Regions from separate parts of the Mus musculus genome. Here region 2 is linked to region 1. A link is a loop called in an ENCODE intact Hi-C map of the cell type or tissue named here. Cell type or tissue: gastrocnemius. All regions are shown on one strand.

Region 1 (8,000 bases):
TTAAGCCCCCCCCAAAGGACCATGATTTCCAGGTGGTACCCTAGCCCTAGGGACCCTGGGAAAATAAGCAACGTCCTTGGAGCAGTAGACCTCATGGACCGGTTCAGTCACAGAAGCCCCCCACATCACTCACAGATCCAAGGCACATTCAGGCACAGCAGAGTCTCAGAAACACTGCCAGACACTGTCACTCGAACTCATGGGCAGGAAGCCGCTGTCTTAGACATTCGCAGACACAACTACCCAGTCACATGCTTATTCGTTTAGACACCCGCTCTCAGGCCTGCGTGTAGATACACTCAGCTACCCACATGCACACCCCAGCGCACAGAACCACACACAGGATGAGAACACCCATAGACATCCAAGTCACGTCCACATAGCCTCGAAGGCACACGTGGTCACACACATTCAGACACACGCACATTTTCAGATCCACACACAGAGACTGCATCCATACACGAACTGAGACATAGAGCGCCCCCCCTCCCCATCTTGTGCCAGAGTCTCACCAGACATATCTAGGACAATCCCACACACACTTCTGGGCACACATAATCCCTACGCCCCCTCCTGCTCCCTTCCCTGGGCCTGACTCTTTAAGCTAAAGGGGGCGGTGCCATCAAATCAACTTTCTCCATCTCCAGATTCAAAGGGTAGGAGTGTAATTAAAACCAGATAATTAATGAGACAATATTCCTCCAGCTACATCTTTAATGAACAAACCCCTCCAGGGCAGCCTCTTCTTCTAGGCTCATTAAAGAGAAGAAAGTTGGGCGGTTTGCGGACTTCCCAGCGCGTTAATAACGAAGCGAACCCGGGGTGGGTGGGTGGGTGCCTCGACCAGGGTGCGGGAACCACAGTCACTTTCCTTGTCCTTAGCCCTCCTAATATCACTTTGGCCCCTTATAGGACCCAGCCCTCATCCCCTTCCTACTCACCCCGCCCCCCGCCCCCAGCGGGCTCCAATTTCTCCTGTTGCCCCCACCCCCACCCCCAGGGGTTTCCATAACTTCTCTTCACTGAGCCAGGCCTGGCCTGAGCTTACTGTGGTACATCTTTAGAAGGTACTCTAGGACGTGGAGTACTTTAGAAAGTACTCTAGGACGTGGCTGGCCCTCGCGCAACAGAGTGTGTCTCCCCAATTTCTTCCCACCTCCAGAGCGCCTGCGCTAGGCTCAGTGTTCCAGGTGGTCTGGCTGGATAAGGCTGGGTCTGTAAAGAGGAAGCAGAGGCCCAGACTTGAAGTCCTAGCTAAGTGGCCTAGGATCAGCAATGGGAACTAGTGGACTGGACATAAATTGGGCGGGGCGCGGAGCCGTGAGGGTCAAGTGGTTTTCCACGCACATCGTGCGCGCCCAGAAGAACACGCACTAGCAACAGCATACATGTAAATCGGCGCTCACGCTTGCGTGCACATAGAGAAGCCCAATCGTTCATGCATACACATGCATTGCCACAATGCCTGCCTGCGGTCCAGGCAGGCACCGGGACAACCTAGCTTGGGACTTCCCCTGTTGGTCTGGGGTCGCTTTAACGTCCCTGATTTCCAGAGTGGGAGCCTTTTACTCCTTGGCACTGCCTACCCCGGCCCTGGAGGGACCCAAATGGCTCAGAGAGACTGAAAGTCTGTACAGTGCAAGGCGAGCGGGGCTGAGTCAACCCGGGCGGCGGCTGTAGCTCTGGCGGCAGAGCCTGTGTTCGCCTGCGCCGGCTTTTAGGGATGAGTTATGTGGCAATGAGCGAAGTAAATCTGCATGCGCAAAAGATGCTAATTACTCTTAATAGCCTACCCAGACGCCCCGAGACTGGAAACCCAGAAACGTAAATCTGCTCCCGATAAATATTTTTAATTGTGAAATTTCCTGGAAAGAAGGCTTTGGGTGCGCGGGCCGAGGCATTCGGCTTTGGAGGGAGGCCCTCAGCCCCCCACTCTGGAAGCCGAGTCTGGAGTCAGGGCTCCTCGCGGGGGCGTCGGGTGCGGGCCGAGTGACCAGAGTTGGGCTGGCCGGCGCTGGGTAAAGTTAGTGATGTATCGCATTAATTACCAGTGTGAGCTGCAAATGGTTCGAGGCCCAGGGAAAATTAATGGGAATCCAAATTCTAATTATGTAGCTGTTGTTAAAGAGTTTAACTAGATAGTCACGGAAAAAATTGGATTATACATAGAAATATGCAGCCAGCGCGCAGGCTCTAGGGAGCAGTCTTGGGGAATCACAACCAGGCAGCCCCTACCTACCCTTGCCCTCGAGGGTGCTCCTCCTCTGAGGGAAAGGAATAGATCCACCCCCACCCACCCACTCGCCCCCACCCCCGCCCCCGCGTATAAATAACGATCCCAGGAGAGCCTATGGCAGCGGCAGGGAGAATCTCAGGCTAGGTCCAGAGGCTGAAGGTCGGAGAGATGCGCTCTTGGTTGCAGAGGTGGAGTGGAGGTTCTGGCCTCCTGAGTCCCTTGGTCTGGGTAAGCTTTTGTGCCAGTTTCCTAGAAGGCGGATAAACCAAGAGCAGGCTAATCTACCATATACTTCTTTTTAAACGACAGAGTAGCCCTGGCTGTCCTCGAACTCACGGAGATATGCCTGCCTCTGCTACATCAAGGCTAGAATCTGTGCCACCTCCCCGGGGGCATACCCTGTTCTTTTGATAGTCGCATAATTACATCTGGGTGCTGTGGGCTTTTATTTTTTCCACTGTCAGTTTAAGGAAATAGCCACCAAACAGAAGCCCAATTACACCCGAAGCCTCGTCATTCACTTTATTAAGGACCCTGGATATGTTTCCATTTTCGCAGGAAATGAGGTCTGATCAAGCAGCACTAATACCTCTGGCCTCCAGGGAGGGGGTGGGGCCTTTCCAGGGCCAGCTCCCTCCCCCCCCCCGCCCCCCAGGCCCGGGAGGCAGTAGCGCCAAGCTGCAGGGCGGTGGGACGGGACGTCTTGGAGAGACAGATACCCAACCGCTCACTTGCTTCCTGGGCCACCTGCTGGGCAGAGGCTAGGCCCTGCGCGCCTGCAGCTGGCAATCTACGGGAAGCAGGTTCGAGGCTGGAAGGACCTTCAGTCCCAAGAGACAACAGACTTTCCAGGCTCGATATATTATTCCCCTAAGCCCAACAACTCAGATCTGGGGATCTGGGGTTTCTGCTAAGGTCCCTAGAGCAGGGCTTGGACCACCAGGGAAGCCCCTTGCCGGGATCCTGGGCATCTTTGCTTTAATCTTGTTTCTCTTTTCATGTTCACTCTGTTAGTTGAGGAGAAGCCGGTGAATCCCAGTCTCCCTAAGGAGTCCCTGTATTAAACCTGTGCGCCAGCAGCTTTTAGACTTGAATTTCCTAGATGGATGAATGTGATTAATGCTTGCCCAACTAGCCACGAGGCTACTTTGGGACCTTTGATGGTCTTCCTTCCCCAAGTCCGACTGAAATCACAAAATAAGGAATGGGAAGGGATGGGGGACGCTTTGGGTCAAACCTCAGAAGATGGAAAAGACTGGAGAGGGGTCACACAAGTTACAAGACAAAGTTTTTCCAATTACAGGCTGCCTGGGATGGGGTGGGGGTGGGAGGGGATGAGAGATTGACTCTGGAAAGGAAGAGAATGGCCGGCTCCCTCAGATGCTCTGGGAGGGACTAGACATTTAGAGTCTGTTTTCTCATCCTGAAGGGCATGAGGGATATTGTCATTTTTTTTTTTCTAAGTTTGGAACAGATTCTAGCTTGGGGTGGGAAAGGCTGAGGATATGCAAAGGAAGTGCAAAGAAGGAAACCCAGGGATTGGGAGAGTCCCGGGTTCTCACCTCCCTACCTCTAGTAGCAAGGGGCAGGCGAGCTCAGAAAAGCTGCTGCCACAGACCCAGAGTCTGCAGAAAGCAGGTGGTGTGAGCATTTCCTCCCTTTCCAAAGTCTAGATTCCGAAGAATTCTTTTGCCAGGGGCCGGCTGGTGGTCTGATGACAGACTGAGACCAAAGTCCATCCCAGCCCTAAGGGAATGCTGGGGCTCTCGTCTCTAGTCTTTGAGCACTCGCATACCTCTCGCCCCCGTTCATCTCTCCAGTGAAAGCCCTTGGTGAACGAAGGCTGCTTCCCAGTCCTTGATGTACGCAGGCTGTCCTTATGTTTCTGTGAGCAGCGTCCTCGGACCCTGACTTCTGTTTCTTTGGGGTTTCAAAGTCATTCCAGCCCCGCCCCTTTAAAAGCCCGCGCTTCTCCATGTCGCGGGCTTTGAGTGCCACCTAGCGGCACTTGTGGCGACACTCAGCAGCAAGCACCCTTCACCCACTTCTTTCTGATGCCGGATCTGAAACCCCAAACCCCATGCAGTAGCCGCTTTAAGCTCAAATCAAAAAGCCTTCGCTTCAAAAAGTGTTACTGTCCCTTCCCAGCACGTTAGGAGGCTTAGGAGGCGACGCAGCTAGGAATAACAAAATACTGCTGCGGGCCTTCCTTTGGAACCTGCAGATGTGGGAAACGCACTTTCAGGACTGGGTATTGGATAGAGCTGGGGGTCTACCCGATGTCTCGGCTTTTGGATAGTAAATCAACAAACAACAACAACAACAACAACAACCACCCCACAAAAATGAGAACAACAAAGGCTAGGTCTTTCTTGGGCTGAGGGAAAAGGCAACTTCTTCCTGAGGTTGTACACCCAAAGGGAAAGTTCGTAGTCGTTAATCATCCTTACTCTTACCCTAGATTCGCTCTTTCTGTCCTCATCCCCTCACTGGTAACAAAGACCCCTCTGACTCCTCAAATCCGCATACTGGGTCCCGCCTTTGCCTGGGAAAGGTTAGACAAGAGCTCCCTCTGCTGGTCGTGATGTGACACTGCTCGGGCCAGTGCGCTGCAAGGCAGTGAATTTTCAGATCTGCTTCAGGAAGGAGGACTTTTTTCCAAACAGAAAGAGAAGTTTTCGCAGGCTTTATGAGTCTTCACAGGGAAGCAATGGCTCAGAGCTCCACACCAATTTTGCATCAATCGTATCTCTTTTTCTTCCTGTGGCTGGCCCAACTACCCCCCAACTGACAGTGTGCCAGCAAGGTGGGAAAGATTAGGAATTTCTTCCCACATATCATAGCTAACTAACACTGTGAATATGCACAAGTTTTTTTGGTCAATTATGCATGTATAGATGCATGTATGTATGCATCCACATGTGTATTATGTATGCATGCATATGTGTATGTATGTATGTATGTATGTATAAGTGTATGTATGTATGTATTCAGTAACCCTTAGGCCACATACTCTCCTACCCTAGTCCAGACTGCCACCGTCTACTGATACTCCCTCCATGTCCAGGCACAGCTACCCTCTTCAAGGTCCCATCAGCTTCACTATACTTCAGGATATTCTCCAGGTCTGGGCATTAGGAGGTGCAAGGGCTCCGTGGAGGGCAGGATGCCCAGGGCACATAAAGGATGAAGTAGCACTAAGGCCACTGTGGGTCTATGTCCTTTTCTTAGGGCCTGTCCTTACTGGAGACGGAAGACAGCAGTGGCATGCCTGTGACAGAAGCAGCACTGAGCTTCCAAGTCCCTCTGTGACCTAAAATGATCTGACAACCTTCCACAGAGGCTGTTGCTCCATGTAGATCCCAGAGCTCTGGTCCAGGTCACTTCAGTCCCGTTCACTTTGTTCAGAGCCGGGTCCCATGGGTGAAGCTCAGAATAAGCCAGTCTATTGGGCTCTTGAGGTCCTCTTAGGCAGTAGAAATAAGAATCCTGAGCCCCTGGGCTGGTGAGATGGCTCAGTGGGTAAGAGCACCCGACTGCTCTTCCGAAGGTCCGAAGTTCAAATCCCAGCAACCACATGGTGGCTCACAACCACCCGTAATGAGATCTGATGCCCTCTTCTGGAGTGTCTGAAGACAGCTACAGTGTACTTACATATAATAAATAAATAAATCTTTAAAAAAAAAAATCCTGAGCCCCAGGCCTTAAGCAGCAAGAACAATGAGGGGACCCCTGTGCGCCCCACATTGCCCCCTTCTTGGGGCCCTTGGTGCATTTCCATGGTACAGACATCCTGGTGCCTTTGGAGTCAGTGCCTGGAACCAGGACACACCACGTCCCTGCACTACCCCCATGGAGGAGCTGCAGACAGTCAGCTGCCAGGGCCAGCCACATGCTAATCTGAACTGCAGAAAATTTGGATTCCAGGACCCCACTGCAGAGCCATGGAAAGAGATCACTGGGAACACCTGAGAAATGTCCCTAGTGTGGAGACTGTTTCCTTCTTTACCCATTTCCCAATCCTATTTTGTTTGGGTTTTCTTTTAGACAGAGGCTCTCTATGTATCCCTGGCTGGCCTTGAACTCTCAGAGATCCACCTGCCTCTCTGCCTCCCTAATTCCAAGATTAATCACTTGGGTCATGACACATAGACACTTTCCAATTCTTTAAAGTTACTTTTATGAAACATTCAACTTGTTGATCTTTGGGAGGAATGTGATACATTGATATGTTACAACTGAGCCATTGCTCTAGAAGCTTGGTCAACTTCCAGGTTTAAAACGAGGCAAAACGGGGCTGGAGACTTAGCTGGCTTTCACGGTGCTGCCAAGAGACTGCGCTTTCTTCTCAGGTTTAAGAGGGAGTTTTTGAAAAGTTTGTGAGTTCCTTCGAGGTATCTACAAAAGCTCACCCTGTTCCTTCTGCTAACTTTTTTGGTCATCCATGTTTATTTCCTTAAGATTAGTAGTAACTAGTTTTGCCTCAGTTTTTTTTAAAAAAAGATTTATTTATTATTACTTTATTTATTACTTTATTACTTTATTACTTTATTTATTTATTACTTTATTTATTTATTTATTTATTTATTTATTTATTTATTTATTAGTACACTGTAGCTGTCTTCAGACACACCAGAAGAGAGGACTTCAGATCTCACTTCAGATGGTTGTGAGCCACCATGTGGTTGCTGGGATTTGAACTCAGGATTTTTGGAAGAGAAGTCAGTGTTCCTCTGAGCCATCTCTCCAGCCCAGTTTTGCCTCATTTTAAACATGGAAAGTTTTCTGTCTGGCTACGTGAAATACATTTCTGGACCTCTGCCCCTTTAATTCATTCTTGGCCATTTTCTAAGGAAACTCACTCACTTTTGATTCCTAGGGATGCTGGTCACAAAAGCCTGCTCTCCCATTACTTATCCACAACCGTGGGCTGCAGAACCCCTCTCTCCTCCCCACCCAGTGTGGAATATGAGGAAATCCACTCTGCTATTGTGAACCAGAACCTAGGTTTAAGTCTGCAAGCCCCACTGCCACCCAGTTTTTCCTCTCTGAGCCTCAGATTCATTTCTTGCTCTTGCTTAGAAACAGGGTCTTGCTATGTAGCCCAGGCTGGCCTCCAAACCACACTCTTTCTGCTTCAGTCTCCCTAGTGCTGGGATTATTGTCCGGTGTCATAGTGCCCAACTTGAGCCTCAGTTCATCTGTGAGACAGAACAGCAACTGATACCTAAAAAGTAGGCTCTGAGGGTTGAACAAGCTGATGTCCCCATAATGCTTTGCAAAAAGCACAATTCGGTGTCACTCTTCAGGTTCAAGAAAAATCCTCTCCACATGCAGGATATTGAGAAGCCCCAGCCTCTGGGTCTGAATAGTGATCTCTGGGGACAGAGCAGGCACTGCCGAGGTGAGAGTACGGGCAGGTCCATACCCTCACCTCCCTACGTGGGCATGTGTGGGTACCTCACCCATCTAGGGCCTCCTTTTCTTCACAGCCCATTGAACCCATGAGAGAAATTGATCTGATCCCTGTGAGGGAAACTGTTGGGATGAGAGTTTAAATACACAGAACGCTGTCCTCCAGGATAGCAGTGAAGGCCCTGTTTTCACTGGGTTGAAGCAAGTGGGTCCTGGCATCGGGAGGGCTTGTGCCCACGATGGAGAACAGAGACAGTGACAGTCATGGTTATGCACAGAAGTTTCAATGGCTGATAAGCCAACTATGATAGACACTTTCTGGATTGATTGATTGATTGATTGATTGATT
Region 2 (8,000 bases), 61 kb before region 1:
GCTGGGAGAGGCCGTCCCTACAGGCCTGGCTAGGAGTAGGACTGATTTTGACTCTTTGGGAGAGATGGAGTAGGGTAGTTATAAGATCTATTGATAGATCTGATATCTTCAGTGAAAAGTACTCGTTCTAGAATAGAAAAGAGTGTAGGACAGATTTAGTATTTTCTGTGGGTCTGACTTTAGGACTGGTTTTAGGTCATCTCATAGATTCCTGAAATTATTTGTACTGAATGTGATTAAGTCACGAAGACGGCAGTGGCAGTGGATGCCTTTAATCCCAGCTCAGCAGAGGCAGAGGCGGAGGCAGAGGCAGAGGAGGCAGAGGCAGAGGCAGAGGCAGAGGCAGAGGCAGAGGCAGAGGCAGAGGCAGAGGCAGAGGCAGAGGCAGAGGCAGAGGCAGAGGCAGAGGCAGAGGCAGAGGCAGAGGCAGAGGCAGAGGCAGAGGCAGAGGCAGAGGCAGAGGCAATCTCTGTGAGTTCAAGGTCAGCCTGGTCTACAGAGGAAGTTTTAGAACAGCCAGGGCTACACAGAGAAACCCTGTCTCAAAAAACAAAACAAAACAAAACAAAACAAAACAAAACAAAACAAAACAAAACAAAACAAAACAAAACAAAACACCACTTAGGGGCTGGAGAGATGGTTCAGTGGTTAAGAGCATAGGCTGCTCTTTCAGAGGTCATGAGTTCAATTCCCAGCAACCACATGGTGCCTCGCAGCCATCTATATGGGGATATGATGCCCTCTTCAGTCAGGCAGATATATATGCAGCCAAACACTCATACATTAAATAAATAAAGTTTAAAAAAAATTTTAAAAATAAATAAAATAAATAAAAACCCACTAAGTTCTTATTAGGTGGTAGTTTTTATATGCTACAATCAGTGACTACTACATCCTTGCAGGATACATATCATCACCGCAATTATGAGGCCCCCTCAAGAAGTAGGTTGCTACACAGGTGAGATCTATACCCCATATGGAGTCAAGTCTTTCTGCTCACCTTACAGGCCTCTTTACGTGTGAGAGACTAGAAATGATGCAAGCAGATACTGTACAGCTGAGGTCGGGGGATTCATGTCCGGAGGATGCTCTCCAGTCTGGGATCTTTATTTACTCCACTGGAGGATATTCTCTAACCCGGTGCCCACTTCCCTTCATGGCACATGGGACCACCTCCAGAGGGACATTTACCAGCTGTGTCCTAAAGGCCTGTCTTCGATGAGCCCATTAGAAGTGAATGGGAGGGCTGGTGAGATGGCTCAGTGGGTAAGAGCACCTGATTGTTCTTCCAAAGGTCCCGAGTTCAAATCCCAGCAACCACATGGTGGCTCACAACCACCCGTAATGAGATCTGACTCCTTCTTCTGGAGTGTCTGAAGACAGCTACAGTGTACTTACATATAATAAATGGATAAATCTTTAAAAAAAAAAAAAAAAAGTGAATGGGAGTAGTGCTTGTAGTTGATTAATCCAGCTCAAGGCTTGGCACATGGTGGCTTCCCGCTGACTTTGCTAAGTGAATGAACACATGACCAAATGCACACACATTACTACACGCACACCCTCAAATATACAGAACCCATCTTAGGACGCCTCCTCCACCTACCCACATGTTGCCTCTCTGAATTTGCTATTATTTCCACATACCAGTATAGAGTCAGTCACCTCTACTAGGGAGTATTCATGACACACACAGCTCGTGGACCACTGTGAACAGCTGCATCTGTTGGGCATGGCTGAGAGTACAGATGTGTAACATGCTGAGCATGTGGATGTATGAGTGGGTGGGTGTGAGCACCTACATAGGTTCATGTGTGTTGGTGTGTATGAACAAGCACATCTGGGCGACTGAATAAAGATGAAATGCACAAAGTGAGTTCCAGGACAGCCAGAGCCATACAGAGAAATCCTGTCTCGAAAAACCAAAAACCAAACCAAACCAAAACAAAAAAAATAAAAAAAGGATGAAATGCATGTCCACATACATTTTCAGGTAAACCTAGGTCTCTATAAACACTCCTTACACTATTAAAATATGGATAAGTAGCCGGGCGTGGTGGCACACGCCTTTAATCCCAGCACTCGGGAGGCAGAGGCAGGCAGATTTCTGAGTTTGAGGTCAGCCTGGTCTACAAAGTGAGTTCCAGGACAGCCAGGGCTACACAGAAAAACCCTGTCTCAAAAAGTCAAAAGTCAAAAAAAAAAAAAAAAAAAAAAAAAAAAAAGAAAAAAGAAAAAGGATAAGTTGTGATTGGAGAGATGGCTAAGCAGTTAAGAGACCTGGGGGCTTTTGCATAGGACCTAGGTTCAATACCCAGGACCTACATAGCAGCTCACAGACACCTGTAAACCCAGTTGCAGGGGATCTAATGTCCTCTTCTGGCCTCTGTGGAGACCAGATACATATGATTCCCATGCATACCTCCAAGCAAATACTCAGACACATAAATATACACAAAATAAAAACTATAGAAAAACTTCATGGGGGCTCTGTTCCAATTCCTCGTCTCTATACCAGATCCTTTTAAAGACGTTTTCCCCGTCTCCTTATTTTTCTGCAGTCCAGGGAGGTTTGGAAAGAAAAGGATGGGGTGAGAGGAGGGGAAGATGTCTCCTTCCAGTCATTTCTGTTCCCATCATCCTGGCCATTGCTCCACTTCCCTTTCCTCACCACATCCAGGAGGAAGCAAAACTATACCCATTGTGTCTTTCCCCTGGGGAATGGGGACCCAGGACCCATAGGCCTTCCTGGCTTGCGGATCACCCAAACTTGCCACCTCTCTGTCCCTGATTCATAAACTGGTCACTGGGGCTCAGTGCTCTTCCTGGTCCCCTTCCCTCTTCTTTCTATTCAGGTGCCTTAAGTGGTGCTGTGAAGCCTGCCTCCAGCCGCTGTCCCCAGTTCCCTTTCCTCTAGGCCTGGCAGGGCGTCCCCAGGGCCCTGTTCTTGGACATCATTTCTCTGGGAGAGGATCTCAGAGATGATCTGCATCCTTGAGACTTAGCCATCTTCCCCAGGGTGGAGCCCTCTCCTGGGCAAACTCGGTCACTGCCACAGCTTCTCGATTCTGAGAGGTGGGGCGTTCTCCTCCAGGAGCCGGCTTTTCTTCCCTGATGCCTGAGAATCTTGCTAATAGGTCCTCTCAGGGTCTCTTCCCCTAGACCACGGCTGTGCATGGACGTAGTTTTTGCTCGCCCTTCTCAACTTACCCTCTGTCGGACTCTCCCCTGGCAGTTCAGCTGCTGCGTGTTTCCTGCACCGTTCCTTTAGACAGGCTTCGGAGAAGCCACTCAAGAGCCTCCACAGCTCCTGGGAGCTTGTTTTTACAATATCACCTGCTCCCACCATAGCTAGGTTTACTACACCCGTCTGTTCCAGGAGATAGGTCCAAATCTTTAAAGGCTATTGGCCTTTACTGATCCCCAGTGTCTGTTCCTAACACAACCCCCTGTACTCCCTTAGAGACCCAGACTTTCCACCTGGGGCTCTGCATGCCTCTTCGGCAGCCACAGGGTCCTTGCTTTAAAGTGTGTTTCCTTCTCCTCACCTGTCTAATCCCTTCTCCTTCTAAAATCTACTCTGATGCCAGTTCTCAACCCAGAACAACCTCACTGAGCTACTAAACCAGGCCCCCCCCATCCCCCCCCCCCTCACACACACACACACACACACACACACACACACACACACACACACACACACACACCCTCCCGCTCCTGAATGGGCTCACAATGCCAGGGACGCCTCCCCGAGGATTTCGCTACACTTGTACTTTGATGTTGATGAGATTCTTGCGTTTAGTCTCTGGCTCGCTAGAGAATTGTGAGCTGAGGAGTCTATTTTTATGCATCATTGAATTCACAGGGCAGTGTCTGCTGTCTCCCAGCCTTTGATAAATATTTGAGGGCTGAACGACCAGCAGGATTAGACTGGACAAGGGAAGAATTTCCCCCCCTAAACCAGGTGCTAGACGCGCAGCAGCTGAGTTCTTTCAGCACGTTCCTCACCTGCTCAAGAGCTTTCTGTGATGGACTGAAGAGATTACTCAGCAGTTAGGCGTTCCACAGGACCCCAATTTGGGTCTCAGAAGTCACATGGTGGCTAACTCACAACCATCTGTAACTCCAGTTCCAGGAGATCTGTTGCCCAATCCCAGCCTCCTCAGGCACTGTATGCAGTGGTGTATATACACAAATTGGAACTCATACACATAGAAATTAAAAAACTAGACGGGTTTTTGTGGGAAGGTGGTATAAACCTTTAATCCCAGCACCCCGGAGGCAGAGGCAAGTAGATCTCTGTGAGTTCCTGGACAGGCAGGATTACACAGAGAAACAATGTCTCAAAACAAAGCAAGGCTGCAGAGAAACAATGTCTCAAAACAAGAGTAGACCAGATGTATGTATGTATGTATGTATGTATGTATGTATGTATGTATGTATGTATTATTTTACTTATTTACTTTGTTCTTTACATCCTGCCCACTGCCCCCTCCGTAATCCTTTCCCCATCCCCCTTTCCCTTCTCCTCTGAGCAGGTATAGCTCTCTCCCCCCAGTCCCTGCCCCTAAAGGAGCTTTTAATGAGAGACTGAGAGAGTAAGAGGAGGTAAAATAGCCCCAGTGTACTATGTGCATGCATGGAAGTGTTGCCAGGAGACATCATCATCATCACCATCACCATCATTATCACCATCACCATCATTATCAAACCCAAGGCTTTGCTTGTTGTTGAGACAAGGTCTTGCTATGTAATCCAGGCTAACCTTGAACTCTTAGTCCTCCTACCTCAGCCTCCCAAAAGCCAAGATTAAACGCATGAGCTACCACACGTGGCTTTAAAATGTTTTCTTATTGTTCTGGTCTGTGCTGTGTTTTGTTTTTCTGAGTCAAGTCTCATGTATCCTGGCCTAGTCTCAAACTTGATACACAGCTGAGGACGACCGCGAATCTCTGATTCTCCTGTCTCTATCTGCTGACATCTGTGATTACAGATGTGAGTCATCATGCTGCCTAGTTTATTCATGCCGGGGATTGAACCCAAGGCTTTAACCCACACATTTTGTTAACTGAGATTCAGTTCCAGCCTCTTCCTCTCTTTTATTCATTACACATTATGATCATGTGTGTGTGTGTGTACATGTGAATGTGAGTTGAAGGTGTGTGTGTGTGTGTGCCAACATGCATGTGTGGCGGTCAGAGGACACAGTTAAGAGTCATTTCTCTCCTTCTGCGGGGTTTCCCAGGGGTCTAATGCAGGTCATCAAGCTTGTGCAGAAAGGGTTTTAACTTGCTGGACCACCTCATTTTCTAACCTCCGTTTTTCTAAAGGATTTTCTGAGGCTGGGTATGACCCCATAAATGAAGGCTCAGGTCCTTTTAGATTTTTTTCAGTCTCTCCAAACAGATTTTCTTCCTTTCTTTCTCTCCTTTCCCCTGCTTAGGGGCATTTTAACATTTTATCTATTGAGTGCGTGCTTATGTAATGGATGGTTATGTGAGATCAGAGGAGAACTTGTGTGTGGGGGGGAATTGGTTCTTTCCTTCCATGTGTTAGTTTATCAGGCTCTGCACCAGGCACCTTTCCCTCGTTGAGCTATATCACCAACTCTGTTTGAGACAGGTTTCAAGTAGCCCAGGTTGCCCTTGAACTCCCTAAGCAGTTGCCAATGACCAAGAACTCCCGACCCTCCTGTCACCACATCTGGCATGTTCTTTTCTCTCACTGGTCTTTGCTTCCAAAACTCAGCAGCCCATAAATACATCTTGATTACTATGACCTTTATGCCATTCTTTCTACCTGGAAGAACTCTCATTTCCTCTTAATCTTCCCTTAGATTCCACTCTTCCTTGGAGGCTAAGACTAAGTCCCTCTAAGGCAAAGCTTTGCCGCTTGCTCATCAGAGACTTGCTGAGCTCTCAAGATCTGCACTTTGTTCAAAACATCAGAGACTGCTAACCTTGCTTGTTTTGCAGTAGAGTTGAAGCAGTCCCACTCCCAGCCCCAGGGCTGTCAGCCTTGAAGGATCACAGTGACCAGCCAGAGTCTGAGCAACTGCTAAAAGCAAGTCTCCCAGATGCTGGCATCAGTCATGACTCCTTTTTTTTTTTTTTTTTTTTTTTTTTGAGACAGGGTTTCTCTGTATAGCCCTGGCTGTCCTGGAACTCACTTTGTAGACCAGGCTGGCCTCGAACTCAGAAATCTGCCTGCCTCTGCCTCCCGAGTGCTGGGATTAAAGGCGTGCGCCACCATGCCTGGCAGTCATGACTCTTGAGTCACGTCACATCCATAGTCTATCTAGAGTAGTAGTCACTTGATATGTTTCTGTAAATTAATGTCTTGTTTTCACTCCAATATGTTCACCATTAAAGCCACTTTATAGGACCAAGCATGGTAGCACACGCCTTTTATCCCAGTGCTTGGAAGGCAGAGGCAGGTGGATCTCTGTTAATCTTAGGCCAAATGGTATATAAAGCAAGTTCCAGGACAGCTAAGCATACTCAAAGAAACTCTGTCTCAAAATAAGCAGACAAACAAAACAGAAACAAACAAACAAAAATGGGGATAGAGAGCTGGCTCAGTGGTTAAGAGCACTTGCTGCTTGTATAGAAGACCCTGGTTCAATCCCCAGCACCCACGTGGAGGCTCACAACATCTGTAACTCCAGTCCCGGGGATCCAACACCTTCTTCTGAACTCCAAGAGCAAGAGATATGCACATGCATACAGACAAAACCTCACACACATAAAATAATAAAATCAATCTTAACTTTAAAAAAGTCATTTGTGCCCTGATGTCATTGTGAATAAAATTAAAAGCAATGAAAATTTTTTGGTGGTGGTGATGGGGAGACAGGGTGTTACAGTGTATTTCAGACTGGCTTCAAACCTGCAACTTTCTGACTTCAGCTCAGAAGTTTTGTTATCACAGTTAAATGCTGGGACTATATATGTCTACTAACATACCCAGCTGAAACAGTTAAAATATAAAAAGCACAGGGGTTGGAGGCGCACATGCATGTGGGAGGCTGACCCAGGAGAATTACAAGTTTTAGACCAGCCTGAGCTATGTGACCCTGACTCAAACGAATATTTTTACATACAATTAAAAAAAAAAAAAAGTATGAGCCAGGCATGACAGGACATACCTTTAACCCTAGCACTTGGGAGGAAAAGACAGGCAGATCTCTGTGAATTCATGCCCAGCCTGGTCAACAGAGCAAGTTGTAGACTAGCCAGGGCTACCCAGAAAAACTACATTAAAAAGAAAGTAAGAGGATGATAAATACAGGATGTAGGATTTCAGTTACGTTACAGTTTGTATTGTGAATATGGGATGTGGGGTTTCAGTTACTGTTATAGTTTTTATTGTATTGCTTCAACAAACACTGTGGCCATAAGCAATCTCTATGTTAGGGAAAGAGATTCTTTCATTTTATACTTTTCTATTTCATCTCGGCAGGAACTCAAGTCTGGAACTGAAGCAGAGGCCATGGAGGGGTGGTATTTACTGGCTTGCTCTATGGATTACTTGGTGTGTTCTCATACCCCAGGGCTACCTGACCAGGGGTAGTAGCATTACCCACAGTGGGCCGGGCCCTCCCATATCAATCATTAATCAAAAAGTTGCCGCCATGAACTTGCCTACAGGTCAGTCTGATGGAGGAATCCCTGTTTCCAAATGACTCTATTTTGTGTCAAAAAGGACAGCTACCTTAAAAGCAAGGATACAGTAAAAGGCTGTTTGGTTAGTTATCAGGTACTTTCAAGATCTGATTTCTCTCTCTCTCTCTCTCTCTCTCTCTCTCTCTCTCTCTCTCTCTCTCTCTCTCTCTCTTTCTTTAAACTAAGATCTCTCTGTGTAGTCCTGACTGTTCTGGAACTCTGTGTGTGACGGGGATGGCCTGGAACTTACAGAGACCCGCCTGCCTCCCTCTGTCTCTGGAATGCTAGCATTAAAGCTATATGTCACCGTATCTGGCAAGGTCTGGAAATTTTGTA

The links. Hi-C counts contacts between places; a loop is a spot of excess contacts. Peaks named below come from ENCODE experiments on the same cell type or tissue, not always from the same donor. Only the 100,000 strongest peaks of a DNase experiment are listed, where the experiment ranks them.
Region 2: a loop joins it to region 1, with 5 times the contacts of the local background. A loop is called at or near these places in 7 of 42 quality-filtered maps.

The regions. Positions count from the first base shown.
Region 1 is chr19:45,217,551-45,225,550 of GRCm38, reverse strand. No RefSeq gene overlaps it. Among named protein-coding and RNA genes, the nearest start is that of Lbx1, 15 kb to the left of the region's middle. In gastrocnemius, CTCF peaks have their summits at 4,235 (motif pointing left) and 4,817 (motif pointing left); DNase peaks (open chromatin) are centred at 1,600, 2,971, 4,222 and 4,808; H3K4me3 peaks cover 1,128 bases; H3K27ac peaks cover 207 bases.
Region 2 is chr19:45,278,544-45,286,543 of GRCm38, reverse strand. No RefSeq gene overlaps it. Among named protein-coding and RNA genes, the nearest start is that of Gm29595, 21 kb to the left of the region's middle. In gastrocnemius, a CTCF peak has its summit at 3,038 (motif pointing left); a DNase peak (open chromatin) is centred at 3,022; H3K4me3 peaks cover 322 bases.